Regions from separate parts of the Homo sapiens genome. Here region 2 is linked to region 1. A link is an interaction called in ENCODE POLR2A ChIA-PET data of the cell type or tissue named here. Cell type or tissue: Panc1. All regions are shown on one strand.

Region 1 (8,000 bases):
GCAGTCAAAATGAACGAATTAGAGATATAGGCATCAACATACATACATCTCAAAAAGATAATGTTGAGCAAAAACAAAAATGTTGCAGAGTGATACATACAGTATGTAACATTTATACAAAGTTTTAAAACTTGTGAAACAATGTCATATATAATTTGTAGATGAGTACATATGTGACAAAAGCATAAAAACACACTAAGGGCTGGGTGCGGTGGCTCGCGCCTGTAATCCCAGCACTTTGGGAGGCCAAGGTGGGTGGATCATGAGGTCAAGAGATTGAGACCATCCTGGCCAACATGGTGAAATCCCGTCTCTACTAAAAATACAAAAATCAGCTGAATGTGGTGGCACATGCCTGCAGTACCAGCTACTTGGGAGGCTAAGGCAGAAGAATCACTTGAACCCCGGAGGCAGAGGTTGCAGTGAGCTGAGATCGCGCCATTGCACTCCACCCTGAGCACAGAGAGAGACTCCATCTCAAAACAAACAAACAAACAAACAAAAAAACCAAAAACACACTAATGAAAGATAAACCCAAATTCAGGAGAGAGGTTACCACTGGGGAGAAAAAGAAAAATGCAAACAGGTTTTGTATTTTACGCTGCGTGGTTGGTACACAGTTGTTCATTATACCTACGCTTTTTATATGCCTGAAGTATTTCATAATAAAAAATTAAAACATATTAAATCATGCCCAACAAATTGTTTCTAGTGAAAAATAATAAAATAATTTGAAATTGGCTATGTTTTGGGAAATTTTGGATATATGTTGTCACATGCCAGCAGTTGAGTCTTAATCTATTGTGGCTTTTACTGCACCGAGTAGCAATTATTTATTTTTATGTTTGTTTCTATTCTCTTTCTCTCCCCAACCCTCACTGGACCACAAGCTCTAAGAAAGAAGACTCTCATCTACTCATTTCTTAATCCCCAGTGGCTATGACAGTAGCATGGGAGCAATATATGTTTATTATGTTTTTAATAATCAGGAGAAGAGAAAACGGGGACTGGGGAGAGAGATGGCAGGTAGTGCAGACGGCAAAGCCTAAGTAATTATTTTTTCAATATAATCAAAAAAGCAGACGTTCTGCTTTTGTTTGAGCGCTGCTACATATGGGCAATAGGTCTGCAGTGGGGCAGCTGGGGTCCAGGCCACAGGGCCTGATGTGTTTGAGTTCCTGTTACAGTGACAGCCACTTTGTTACATGTTTCAGGCAAAGAGTTTGGCGTTATCCTCACAACTTGGGGAGTTCGGCATTATCACTGCTTTTCACAGATAAGGAAACTAAGGCTCAGTGAATTTGAGAATGGCCAGAGCCACCCACCTGCTCATTAGCAAGGTCAGGTTCATATCAGACTCTCTGGTCCCACTTGTCCCCTGGGAGGCACTACATCCAGGCACTGTATCTGCATCACACAAGGCAAGCCGCAGATCTGCTGTGAGGCCACTCACTCATGTATTCACATATTCATTCATTCAACAACACCTGCATTCCAGGCACTACTGCACCAGGCACTAGGATACAGTGATGAATGGCTCAGACTGACACCCACCACAAGGAGTCCCCCAACTAGTGGGGGCTTAGATGCACAAACACAGCTCCCCCTGCACAGACCAGTTATGGGACAGGCGCTGTTCAACCGGGCTGTGGTGGTAAAAGGAGGCAAAACATCACCCGTGTAGAATGTCAAGGCTTCCTGCAAGAATGACCTCCAGATGAGACCAGGTGAGGGTAGGTGGAGGGAAGACAGGAGGGTGTTTGGCAGGGAAGGAGGATTGTCCCTTTCAAGAAACGGCAGCCTCTCTGAGGCCTGAAGATGAATGAGCAGAGTGTCAGGGCTTCCCGTGACAGCTGCTTGTGCATTCTTCCCGAGTATCCCATTCATCTGCCTTCCAGGCTCCAAGTCCTTGGCTTCAGGGACCTCCCTTGGGCCCCCACATTGCTTCCACACAGACCTACCCACCCCATCTGTGTTAGTTCAGGCCCTCCGAGAAAGCAGAAACCGAGACAGGATTAAACATGCAAGAAATCTGTTAGGGGAAATGCCTGTGGGAAAAAATGTAGAGGCCAGGGGAGGCTGGAAAAGCCACAAGTCCATGATGCAGACCTGACTCCCGGTGAAGGAGCAAGGGAGGGGAGGGAGGGATGGGGGAAGTGTTTTAGACAATCCTACGGAAACTTTGGCAAGGCTGTCTGGGAGTCCTGGAGCCAAGGTTGCCCACGAGAGGAGTCCCACGTCTCCAGGAAGGGCCCTTCCTCATTATCCCTGCCCCGCTCCTCCATTGGCTGGGGGTGGCCAGGGGCAGTCAGGACACAGCGTTTGTGCTAGATTTTGGAAAGCAGTTGTGGGGACCGCTGGGCAGTCATGCTCCCTGAAGCTGGGTATCTGAGAGGAATATTCTCCATGGCCACCACACTCCCCTAGATTTGGTAACCCTGCACATCTGGCTTCTGCTTCAGCCCCTGTCCCTGGGATCTGCCAAGGGAAGCAGTCCTGAGAAAAGGTGGCATCGGGTAGTGGTGAGGGACACAGCTTCACAGCAGCCCCCATTTCTGCCATTGACCATGGGTACTGCAGGCAAGGCACTGAACCCCCCAGTTTCCTCGTGGGTAAGTGTGGATAATGACGGTTCCTGTCTCCTAAGGTTGTGACAGAAGTACATGAATTAAAACACATGGTAAGTGCCCAATAAATGGTATCTATTATTATTTTAATGGATCCATTTTTGATTTAGGGGCCATTTCAATGCATTGGTTTGATGGGGCTGCATCAAAATGTAAAAGCTGTGCACTCCCACCGCTGCTGTGTGCCAAATATACCTACACCTCACTGTGTCCTAAATCCTTCACCATCTTTCCACGAAGCTGCTCCTTACCCTGAGGCTTGGTTTGGGGTCCTCCTCTGAGCCTGTAGCCTCCTTTTCCCACAGAACTTTTTACAGTGATTGGTTGCACATTTTGTCGTCGTTGTTGTTGTCATTTCTTGCAATAAACTGAGAATTCCTGCGGGGGTGAGGACGATGTCCTGTTTCCTGCCACATCATCAGTGCCTACATGTTGGCTGACCCCTGCCCTAGCCAGGCTCAAACCCAGGGTCAGCCACTCTCTAGGGTCATGCAGGGCGTTTGCCTGAGAGGAGAGGGGGACTGCAGTCCACCTTGTGGCTTGGTGGCCAGTGGTGTGCTCAGGGGCTGTACCTGCCTGAATGAGGCAGTGTTCTAGTTTGCATTCACACAACATTGCTTACAGCTTGTCATGCGAGTCTCTGATGGACTGCACCTGTCCAGAGGAGAGTACTTTTCTTATTTGATAAAGATACTGTATTGGTTAACAGCAACTCAGCCAATAACCCAGGCTGAGAATGTGTGCAGAAGCACCAGCACAGTGCCTCACACTGTGTCAGCTACTCCTGCAAACTTCTGGAAAGGCTTTGATGAGCTCTTCTGAGTCTGTTTCTGCCTTAGCAACATGATGGGTTAGGTTCATGTTTCTAAGGTCCTCTCCTGCCCCGATATTCAGTGATTAGAGGAAGCCTGGTGTTTGGATACTGCTGAGGTGTGAGGGCAAGGGCTGCCTGATATGGAGTTTAGAATGGTCGCATCCTCTCCTGGGCTAGGGTTAGCCTTGCCCATCACCCTGTTCAGTTCTCGTCTCCTCCTCCAAGAAGCCTGCCTGAGCAAGCCCACATCCATCGTATTTGCTTTGTACTTTATATTTTATTAGGTGCCTTTGATATATTACTTCCTTTAATTCTCACAGCAACCTAGTGCTATATCTTTGTGTTATATTGATGCTATATCCGATAGATGAGGGAAAAGGAACTCAGAGAAGTTAAATAACATTCACAAGGCCACACAGCTAGTACAAGGCCAAGTTCAGGCTTAAACACAAGTCTAGGCAGTAGAATTCCTACCCATCTTATTTATGCTGCTTTATAATTTTTCTCTGCTTGCATATTTCTCTGTTTCTGGCCCCATTTAGAATATAAAAACCTCAAGGACAGGGGACACGATCCCACTTCATTCCATCCTCTCCCAAACATATCATGCACACAGTTAGTGCTGTCTAAATGCTGTCTGAGTAACAGTGGAAATCCTTGACATGCCCTGGGCATATGTCAAGCCCTGGGAAGGACCTGTACAAATACAGACCTCAGTGTATGCATGACAATACACACATTGATGTCTTCCATGCATACACATGGTATAGCTGGTATGATACCTTTAACGGAACATCTCTAATTAAACAACAAAAATGCTATTCTGCCTGTGCCTGCTTGGCAGTTGTGGATTGGTGGCCAGAGCACTTTGCTTCCACATTTCTGCAGTGTGCCGTTCCCTGCTCTTCAACTGTCCTCCTTACAGCCCAGGCTCTGCACCTCCTGTCGTTCAGTATCTGGTCTTCCTTGACCCCTCTGGCTGGATGCAAGATCCATTTGCTTGGAGCTGTGAGCTCAGCTTCTCTCATGCAAACCTTCCTATCTCTTCCTAGCTTTGGGGCATTCACCCACAATCTTGGAGACCCAGCTCCACAGATGGTCCCAGTGGACAACCCCACAGTCTGTCTCAGATTCTCAAACTCTACTGAAACACATGACAAGGACATGTACAGAATTCATATATCTGTGATGCCATGGACTCACACAGGTGGGTCCACATGGCCATCCACATCTGTAAATGTCCACCAGGCCAAGTGCAGAGACATTGAGGCACATTTTTGCCCATGGAGGCAGAAGCAGCATCCACATGCAAACCCATTTATGCATGCAGGATGTGCCCAGGCCGTAGATACATGTACACACAGACTCTCAAGCATGCATATGACCTTATGCATATGAGACTCAGTATGTGGGTGCTCATACCCCTTAGGATGTGGATACCAGTGTATGCAAACACCATATGCCTTGAACATGAAGATTTACACACTGCCATGCAAGGGCCAGGAAGGCAGCCTTAGCCTCCTTCTCCCCAGGGTGCCACACACAAAACAGATTTCATCACAGATCATGGCCTTTCAAAGACACAGGTTCACACCTTCTCCTTGGAGCCAGCTCTTCCCTTGTCAAGTTGTCTGGCCCTAGGAAGGTGACAGAGCTTATGTCTAGGAGTCCCCAGGCACTCATACGACGACCTGTCACCTCCACACTCAGCTACTCCTCTCACCAGGAGCTCTCTGCTCTCAGTGGGGAAGGCACTAAGGCTCAACGTAATTAAATCTCTCTCTTTTCACTTCAGCAACATTGATCTGTGCAGGGACACACTCTTGACTCCAAAGGAACAAAGCTTTTAATTTCTTGGCTGGAATACACTGTTCTTAGACTTGTTTCGTATGTGAGACATAGGAGTGAAAATTGCAGCATACTTTCTCATCTTCAGAGTATGACATTGCTTATGAAGCACTTTTTCACCATTTCATTTGAGTCTTACAATCATCCTATGAGATAAATAGTACATAAACTACCCCCATTTTACAGACAAGGAAGCTGAGGTTATAACAATAAGAACGACAGTTGTCCCTGAATTCCTACTATGTGTCAGGCACTGTTTTAAGTTCTGTACATGTTTCAGTTCTTTCAATCCGTACAATAACACTCAGAGGTATGTCTGTCTTCATCCCTATTTTACAGAGGAGGAAACTGAAGCACATAAGGTCAAATGAACAGCCTGAGGTTACCTGCTTAATAAGAAGTCTGGCTAAGTTGTATGCTATTGAAGTTAAAGGGATTTAATGCGGGATATTTGTCTTCTGGGTGAAAATCTAAAGCAATGGCTCCCCATATTCTGACCACCGATGACCACATATCTGATTTTCTTACATCATTAACTCCACCCTTGAAAGATTTCATCCAATAAAAACACTGTACTCATTAAAAAATCACCTGTATTGTGCCATTTTAATGAGACTTGAAGTTTTGAGAACAGCTTGGGGATACCCTGAACCGCTAAAAATTGCTACTGGTTGAGATGCCTTGGGATTGAGGGTATCCAGACTAACACCTAGAATACAGAAAAGAATTTAGTTAAGAAACCTTCTTTGGGAGGCCGAGGCGGGTGGATCATGAGGTCAGGAGATCGAGACCATCCTGGCTAACAAGGTGAAACCCCGTCTCTACTAAAAATACAAAAAATTAGCCGGGCGCGGTGGCGGGCGCCTGTAGTCCCAGCTGCTCGGGAGGCTGAGGCAGGAGAATGGCGTGAACCCGGGAAGCGGAGCTTGCAGTGAGCCGAGACTGCGCCACTGCAGTCCGCAGTCCGGCCTGGGCGACAGAGCGAGACTCCGTCTCAAAAAAAAAAAAAAAAAAAAAAAAGAAACCTTCTCAGATCGACGTGGATCTCAATCTTGTCTCTGCCAATTACCCCCCTGAGTCCTTGGGTAAGTAACATCACCCCTGTCAGCCTCAGTTTGTTTGCCTGCAGTGTCAGATGGAATAGCACCCAGACTGTAGCATACAAGGGAGAGCAGCATGATTGTGGATGCCCCACAATTCCTTGGTGTGAGGAGAGAAATATTTGTAATTGTCAGAAACATGATATAGCTGGCAGAAGTATATGAAATCAGTTACATAAATTGTGAACTACATCTCAAAGTTCTATTAGTTCTGAGACAGGGTGAAAATCAGCGCATTTCTCATCAGGATAGAAAATAAAAACAGAAAAAATCAGGAGCCATTGGGAATAATTCAGCCTCAGAGAGAGTTCAGTGCCTTCATCGGTAGTCTTTGGGGTGCTCGTAGAACCACCATTGTTCATCTCCACACTTGCTGGCTCCATATCCTTTGATGTGTATGTACCTTTCTGACCCTTTTTTAGCTGCTTAGTAGGTTAGCTGGGGTTGACTGTGGTTTTGTCCTTGGTTAATGTGATTATGTGAAAACAGCTTTGGACAGATTTTTCTCTTGCTTTCTCTTGGGCCATCCCTGAGTAGCACTGGCCCGCCAAAGCCTTCATCTCTTCTGTGTCTCCATCTTTGCTTTTTCCCTTCTAGCTACCCCTGCCTTTTCCTTACTTTTAATTGCTCCAAAAGAATGAGAGCAAGTTTCAATCACATTAAAAGAAAGAACTAGACTCTAAGACAGTAGTCTTCACTCTTTTTTGATCATATTCCTCTACTGGCAATAAAAATTTTGAGCTTCTAGTACCAATGTATATATATTTCTATATTAACACAGTACACAGTTAACTTCTGTACTAATATTTTATTTCTAAAACATACATAAGTGGACATTTTTAAGATGGAGGTTTTTAAAAGCATGAGATAAAAATAAATAGTAATTTAAAATAATTTACTAATGGAAGAAAAATGCTTGCTTACACTGATGACTCTTTTAAGTACCCAGCCCACTGGGATAACCAGTGAAACTCTATCTGGTACAGAAGGCTTTCATAATCTTTTCTCAGCTCTAGTATTTTAAATAATATAATCTGTAACTCTACTTGACTGGGCACAAGTCATCCCTAATCAACCATAAAATGTTGAAAGCCAAACATGGAGTGAGAGTGTCATGGGTGGCTCCTCTGCACCATGGGGCACTTACACTTTCTCCAGGATCTCTGACAAACAGTAGGTGACAAATACTGAGCATTCATTTTCATCTGTAAATTGCATCTTAGTAAACCTTCATAGATTTTAAATTTAAATATCTAAATTGAAAGGCCAATATGTTTTTTCCCCTTAGCTCCCATGAATCATTATACACACTGTCTGGGTGGAGCCCAGTCAGAGAGCAATGAGATTCAGGACTACGGACAGCTACACACATGCGTGGGAAGGGACCCTCTTTCCAATAGTCTGCCTGTGACACCTATCTGATAAGACAGTTATGAGAAATAAATAAAATGACATAGTAAGTGTTCAGTAACTATTCATTTCTTCCTTCTCCTTCTCACTATTCAACCTGATGCCAAGTGAAGGAAGGGAGACAGGAATTCAGGACAGATGTTCTGGCCAGAAATAAAAAACAATGCAATTTTGGAAATGTTTCTCCGTAGAAGTGTTTCT
Region 2 (8,000 bases), 110 kb after region 1:
GGGAATTTAAATACCAAATCTCACTTAATATTCATGGAGACTGGGATGGAGCAGTTTCTGGGAGAAGAGAGCATGTATGTACTGATTTAACATTCCATGGGAATATGATTATCCTAAAGGTCAGGAGTTCACGACCAGCCTGGCCAACATGGTGAAACGCCATCTCTACTAAAAATACAAAAATTATCTGGGTGTGGTGGCATGCACCTGTAATCCCAGCTACTTGGGAGGCCGAGGTAGGAGAATTGCTGGAACCCAGGAGGTGGAGATTGCAGTGAAATCACACTGCTGCACTCCAGCCTGGACAACAGAGTGAGGCTCCGTCTCAAAAAAAAAAAAAAAAAAAAAAAAGGGGGATCTTTGATGGTGGGATGTTAGGCTACAATGAAGGGACCATGAGAATGTGGGCTGTGGGCCTCAAATGTTAATAATAGCAGAGAAGGCAGGTAAGACTAGGGTTCTCCTGTTTTATTAGTGAAGCAACTGAGGCTCAGGGAGTTAAATAATAAGTAAATGGTAGAGCTGAGACTGAAAGCCAGAATCCGATCTTACACCTCACATTGTTAACCTCTGCTCAGGGTCAGAAAAAAGGGCAAGGCTGCAAAGTCCCCGAACCTATACACTAACTTATACCTGATCAACTTCCCCCTAACAAAACTGTGGTTTGCAGAATTGGCTAGATTCAGCTTTAAAAAAATATAACCTCTTACCAGGCACTGTGATAGGTGCTAAGATGAACAGGAAAGACAAGGTCCCTGCCCTGAAAAACAGTAAAAAGAGATACAGACAAACATGTGGGTCATTGCATGATAGTGGGGGTTTATGGACACAATGAAAGCCGGTCCTTAGTGGTCCAATCTGCAGAAGAGCAGAATGCACCTAGTGGGGACACCCCCAGACCTCGTTTGTTGGGGTGAATCATGAAGTTCTTTTCTCTCTAACCACACACTTTGAATGTGCTAGCATGGAGCCCTCCCAGTATTAAAGAAGCAGGTAGGCCCTAGGAGGCCAGACCCAGGGGCAAGGCTGTGGTCTGCTGCAGGGGCCCATGGTCTCCCTCCTTGCAGCTCAGCAGCCACAGCAATCGTGGTACACACCAGGGCTTCAGTGTCTGCAGTGTTTCACTTCTTAGGTGGGAGGTTGGGTTCATGGGCATTCATTATGTTACTTTCTAAATCATCTTTTATATCTAAAGCATTTCAAAATGTAAAATATCATGTTGCAAAGGAATTTCATGACATGGGGAAAACGCTCACAAAAATAGTTTAATTTTAATAAAGCTGATTACAAAGCAATTTATTTAGAATAATTCTAATTTTGTAAGAAATAAAAAATAAACAATTTCAAAGTTATTTAAGTGATGAGATTTTGAGTATTCTTTTTATTTTGTGCAAATTCCAAATACTCTATAAGGAATATATATTATTTTTATATCAAAAAATAAGTTACTATAGGTTCTAATGTGATTGCTCCTGAGCCTGACACTCTCTCATTAGCGCAGTATTTGACTTTCTGCAAATGTTCTGAACTGCTTCTGTTGCAACTTCAGCCCACCCTTTTGCTGTGTGTCTCTGAGTGACTCCTCTTCCACAAAATCTTATTTTTTCTGCCTTCTTTGCTTGAAGGAGTCCAGCTCCATGGTTGTGGAAGAAAGGCTGTTATTTTCCAGAAAGTGCAGTGGAAATCAGTCTAAAGGCAGATAAAAAGATGAAAAGGCGGCAAGAACGGACTTAGTCTCAGTGCCTCATGCTGGTCAGGGATCCGTATCAATGTAATGTGTCCCTAAGTGTGCAGAGATGGTGCTTTATGGCTTTCAGAATGCCTTCACATCCACAAATGTGTTTTATAGTCACAAAACAGCTTGCTGTTCCCACAATCAGCCACTGTTTCAAACTACTGTGCATTTGCATTCACTATTCTCTTGTCTACCTATAAAACTTCAACATGGCTCCCCTTAAATGCCTCCTCCTTGCAGCCTTCCCTTGGCCCAGGTGGAATTAATCACACCTTCCTCTGTGCTCCTAGAACTCACACATACTGCCATTTTCATAGGTAGCTTACAGTAGGTATTGGAATGTAGCCCTGTCTTCCCCACTAGAACACAACCTTTTCAAGGGCAGGGGTGGAATCTTATTCATCTTTATGAACTGAACATTTAGTACCATGTCTGGTGAATGGTAGGTGCTCAATTTGATTGACATGAAGTAAGAAACCCAGTAAGGGCAAGCAAGGTAGTTGATATTGCCACCATCTGAAAGAGGAACAAGCTGAAGCTCGAGGAAGGATGAATCACCTTGCCTAAAATCCCTCAAAGAGTAAGTGATGAAGCAGGGCTTTGAACTTAGGTCAGTTTAACTTCCAAACTTGTACACTTTCAGTGCCATGATGGATAGTCCTCTCCATCATCATCTTTGTTATCATCATCATCTTCCAGTGGCAACGTTGAGCCAGAAACATAGGAAATACTAACTGAATAAATAACCATACTACTGCCATCATTGTTAATTATCACTCTCACCCCTTGCTATCATCTCTACCTATCATAACTCCTCCTCATACCTTTCTTCATGAGTCAACATGTGTTGATTACTGAAGCATGCAGAGCCAGGTGGTAGGTACGCCTTAGGTTTCTCTGTGTCCCCTGGGGTAGCTAGAACAGCTCTGGCACTGACACTGAGCAATAGACTTACTAACTTGACTTGCTGGTCTTCATGTTCCAGAATGAGGCAATGCCTCAGAGCTGAGAACTCACTGCATTTAGGGGAAGTGGATGCACAAACTTGGCCATATCTTGAGGACAAAGCTGTCACTCTTCACATCTCCAACCAGAAGTTTAGTGTGGTTTAGTGGAAAGAACACTGATCATGAGTGCCAAAGCCCTTGGTTTATGTCCTGGCTCTTTCATTGATTTACAAAGTAATTTTAGACAAATGCCATTATATCTTCGAGTGTCTTAGTTTCTTCATATATGAAGAAGAGGGGCAACATTTCTGACTTCCTTCACAGGTGTGGTAAGAAGGCTTGCCTAGGATCATGAATGTGAAATTGCTTTTCACTCTGGGAAGTCCTCCATATGACCCAGACATTCATGTTATTAAAAGTGCTAGGAATGGAATCGTTGGCTAATGAAATGGTCTATCCTCTCCTCTTTCTACCCTACCCAAGTGTTTTGCTAAATTATAGATCTCAAGCTCACTTTCTCTCTTCAGACCTAACCTAGATCCCAGCATCCTTTGAGTGTGTGTGTGTGTGTGTGTGTGTTACAGAGAGAGAGAGAGAGAGAGAAAGAAAGGAAGGGGGGGAGAGAGACAGAGAGAGGCAGAAGGTGGACGGGGGGAGAGAGAGACAGAAAGAGCTGGGAGAGAGAAGGAGTGAGAGAGAAAGACAGAAAGAGAGAGAAGAAAGAAAAGGAGACATAGCACATTATTCTGGCATTCTGGAAATCATATCCAAAGGGGATCTTAGGATTTGACTGGTATATATGCAGCTTTTATTTGATGGTGCTATTTTAAACAGTTCTCAGTTGGGAGGCTGGCAGCTCTGATTGCTTTTCAAAGCCCTGTCTTTTATCACCATCGTTTTCTTCATACATAAATCCAGGCTGCATCCCCACCTTCTGTTTCTTTTCTGTCTTCGAGCTGAGGAGTAAGCAAGATGCAATTTAGTAGCTGGGCTAGAGGGGGACCGGATTGCTTCAGAGACATCACTTGTTTAATTGACTTGTTTGCTTTCAGATGAGTCATGTTCAGTCTGAGTTGTTTTCCCTTAACTAGATGTTGGTGGCAGTGCTTTTTTTCTCCCTCCTGTTTCTTTCTTCCTTTCTTTCTTTTCCTTTGTCAAGCGCAATAAATATTGGTTCTGATGGAACACAGTCCTGGCTGTGAAGGACACAATCTTCCTCCTCTTTCTTGAAATTAGAATTGTCTACTCCACACTTGGTTGCATTTGGACAATGGGTGAATTTCTAACTCCCCGACTGTTCTCATCCCCAAGGTCAAGCTTAGCCAAAACATCCTATCCCCACATTTTCCTGCTCCCCCTCTACCATCTGCATAAAGGTAGTTAAGGCTCCTAAGGGGATCCTATCAAACAGGTGTTTACATTCTTAAATTTCTAATCTGGATATTTCTGGAAACAGGTAAACAGAGCCTTTCAGTTCAGCAGAAAGGTCTTAGCAGCAGGGAGTGGGAAATTTACTTGCAGAATAAAAGACTGAATTAAGGTTTGGCAATCTTCAGTCAATACAGGAACATAAGAAAACTGTTGAACACCACTGCTGACACCTAATTGGTCTCATAAATGTTTACGGGTGGAGGAAGGCAGGGAGGATGGAAAGAATTGAGGGAGGGAAGGAGAGACATCTCCTTTACAGGTTCCTCCTTTTCCCACTATAGATGTTGGATTTCACAGGTCTCTGTCCTGTCTCTCTAGATCCTTGTTAGGAAAAATGAGGTCTCTACACAGCACCTGCATTACCTACCAGCTTGTCAGATATGCACATTATCAGGCTCTACCCCAGACCCACTGCATCAGAATCTGCATTTTAACAAGATCCCCAGGTGATTCGAATGCCATTAACATGCTGTTTCAGAAAGTCTTACCATCTTAAAGCTTCAAGTGCCATCTAAACTCGGATGAATCCTCAATATGCCTCTTTAACCCTGATGTCTTCAGGAACTTCAGATCCGTGCATCTAAATGCCCAGTGCCTATTGGACTTTCTCTTTTGGAAGTTAACAGGTCATATCAAATCTTATATGACTAACAGACAACTCTTGACCCTCTAGGCTACTTCTTTATTTTTCCTGTTGTGCAGAAACGGCACCACCACCCACCATGTTCCTTAAGCCAAAAATGGTCATGCTATTTTTGAATTTTCTCTTTTCCTCACCCCCAGCACTCAATTTATCAGCCAGTTTGGTGCATTATTCCTCTGACTCTATCAGTTTTCCCATTTCCCTCTGTTCTCACTGCTAGAGACCTAGCCCAAGCCACTCATCATTTTTTGTTTGATTTACTATTCACTTCTATTCACTTCCACTTTTGCCTCATACAATCCAAAAGCTGCTGAAGAAATCTTTTTAAAACATGTGTCATGGCCATTCCCTGCTTAAAATCTTCCCATGGCTTCACATTTCATCTAGAATATAATAAAAAAAACTTTAACTTTTTTTTTTTTTTTTTTTTTTGGAGACAGGGTCTTGTTCTGTTGCCCAGGATGGAGTGAAGTGGTACAATCACGGCTCACTACAGCCTCAACTCCCTGGGCACAAAGCAATCCTCCCACCTCAGGCTCCTGAGTAGCTGGGACTACAGGCATGCACCACCATTCCCAGCTAATTTTTAAAATTTTTTGTAGAGCCCAGTTCTCCTATGCTGCCCACCCATACTGGTCTTGAACTCCTGGGCTCAAGCAATCCTTCCACCTTGGCCTCCCAAATTGTTGGGATTACAGACATGAGCCACAGCACCCAGCCAAATATCTTTAGGGGAAAAAAATCCTATGGGATCCACGGCCTACCTACTCTCTGATCCAAACTTTCAGCTCTGGTCTTTCAGCCCTTTTCTACTCTGCTCCACCCACAGGGCCTTCCTCCCAAGGCCTCTGTATGAGCTATTCTCTGCTGACTGGAATGGGCTCTTCTAATCTTACATGCTGGTTCTCTGCTTGTCGTTCAAATCACAGTCCAAATGTCACTTCCTTAAAATAGCCTTTCTTAATGATATAATCTAAATTAGCTCCAGTTACTTCTTACAATAATGATCTGCATAGTACACAACACTGACTTTGTATTGTTTGTTTGTTATTATGTATGCATGTATATATTTTTGTCTCGCTCTAAAATATAAATGTCTTGTGAGCAGGTCTTCCCTGCTTGTACCAGCTATAGTGTTCTAGTGAACAAACAGGCAAGGTTCCTGCTGATTTTAGATAATATACAGGTCAATACTGCCATTTTACATACAGGTTGTGGAGTAGATCTTCTCTGGCTGCCCAGGGTTGGCAACTAGAACCCAAAGCTGAGGACAAAGGGAAACCAAGCACCAAATGAATAATGCAGACGCTAGTTTGAGGACTCTGGAGTCCTCAGCCATCATCCTGGTTCTCTCTCATCTCCACCTATTTGCACAAAGCTTGTATAAATAGATGTCTAGGGATTAGAGGAGAAAGGCCAGAGCAGAAGTTGTTCGCTTGGGAGGAGTACTGTGGTTTTTCCTTCCTCTCCCTAATGAGTGGTCCTCCACCTAAGTGAAGCATTTTCAAGAGAATTTCTCACAGAGATTAGAGGGATTGGTAGCTTTTTTCAGGTGTGCTGTCTATTAATACAGCTGATCAGACCCATGCCTATCTAAGCAGGGTGCCCTTGAGACTTTGCATGTTCCTGCGATTAGAGGCATTACTTGCTTTCTTATAACACAGGAGGTATGAATGGCAGCTAAAGTTAGTCAAGAAAAGAGGGAAATAGCCTGAGATAAGAGATGTTTATCCCATACGATTTCTACCTGTACCCCACTATCCCAGGAAATAAGGGGGAAGAGGAGGTCTCCAGGGGGCAGATGCCTTCTCTCACCTACAAGTCTCTCATACCTAAGCCTACCAGGAAAGGAGTGGAAGGAAAAAGTGAGCATCAAATTGGGTGAGATTGAAGTTTTAAACTAATCTAATCTGGACATTTTTATTCGTGAAAGTGACAAGAAAGCTGAGAGGTCTGCCAGGCTTGTTATTAAGGGATAGATTCATCAGCGCTTGAGAGAAAATAGTGATGGGGAAAAAAAATTAAACTCTTCCATGGCTGCATCCCATCTGCTCAATAAACCATCTAGAAATTTCCACTGGTAGACCACCAAAGGTACACTCTATCTAGAGATAATTAAAGATTGAACAATATAGCCTTTCAATTCACATTTGCCATTGCATGCAAACTCTGAAACAAAGCTGTGCCACTTTACAGATGGAGACTGGCTGGTGAGTTTGGAAAAAGGCTCATGGTAGGGTTGTATTCAGGAGAGTTGAGTTGTGTGTTTGCTTCCCTCAATTGCATTTTTAAGTCTCTGAAGTCTGTAGACATCTCTTTGACAACCTGTGAACTCTTTAGATCAGAAACCATTTCTCAGCTTTTTTAAGTTTCTTATAACACCCAGAACAGCACACAGGAGACGTTCAATAAATATCCATTGAGTTATTCAGGAAATAAATGTATAGATTCCGTTTGATGATTATAGCTGGACCTCGTCCAGGTAAATTTGAGCTGAAAAATCAACTAACTTAGAGGGGGAAGATTGGAGCACAGAGTCTAATGATGCTATTTGTCAGCTGTGTGATTTTGGGCAAGTTACACATGTTTATGAGCCTTGGTTTTCTCATTCATAAAATAACAGCAGCCATACCTGTGTCACAGGTGTGGATAAAATGATACTGCACATGTGAACACACTGAACACAGAACAGTTACCCCAAAGCCCATTTCTGAAGCTATGGACTCTAGCACAATCTTCCTGGATTCTTATCCTCTGTGATTGTTTGACAGACTTCCCCTCCTCCCTCTCCCTTCCTCCTCTGTGTCCTCCTAGATTATAAATGCAGGCTGAATCCACCCTCTCAGACACATAAGAGACACGTGTGAGTAGGCCGAAAGACCTTTAAGAAAAGACCAATATTTGCATATCTATTATAACTACTCACTGTTCGACTTGTTTCATTACAATTTCTATTTGGATAATATGTAAGGTCAATACTGTCACTGTTCTGGAAAATTCATTTTTTATTAAAGCAAAATGCACTGTATTTATAGAGATAACACCTTAAATGCTACGAGAGAAGGTGCACCAATTACACTGGTTCCCTTGATGGGGCAGGTTTATGTGCTACATGTTTTATAATATGTTACAAGGAATGGGACCTTAGCCCGTGTTGATGTGTCCCAAGTGTCATTCCTCGCTTGAATTCGAATAGGTCTGACCATCCTTTCTCGTAGATCTGGGAGCACTGAGATAACCATAG

Evidence for each region. ChIA-PET counts read pairs that join two places held together with the same protein. Peaks named below come from ENCODE experiments on the same cell type or tissue, not always from the same donor. Only the 100,000 strongest peaks of a DNase experiment are listed, where the experiment ranks them.
Region 2: POLR2A ChIA-PET joins it to region 1 with 6 read pairs; 2 of 35 experiments call an interaction of 5 or more read pairs at or near these places.

What each region holds. Positions count from the first base shown.
Region 1 is chr1:58,460,423-58,468,422 of GRCh38, reverse strand. It overlaps a transcript of DAB1 not described here. Among named protein-coding and RNA genes, the nearest start is that of OMA1, 82 kb to the left of the region's middle. In Panc1, no CTCF peak of the experiment used is centred here; no DNase peak of the experiment used is centred here.
Region 2 is chr1:58,354,215-58,362,214 of GRCh38, reverse strand. It overlaps a transcript of DAB1 not described here. Among named protein-coding and RNA genes, the nearest start is that of OMA1, 190 kb to the left of the region's middle. In Panc1, no CTCF peak of the experiment used is centred here; a DNase peak (open chromatin) is centred at 3,664; H3K27me3 peaks cover 1,229 bases.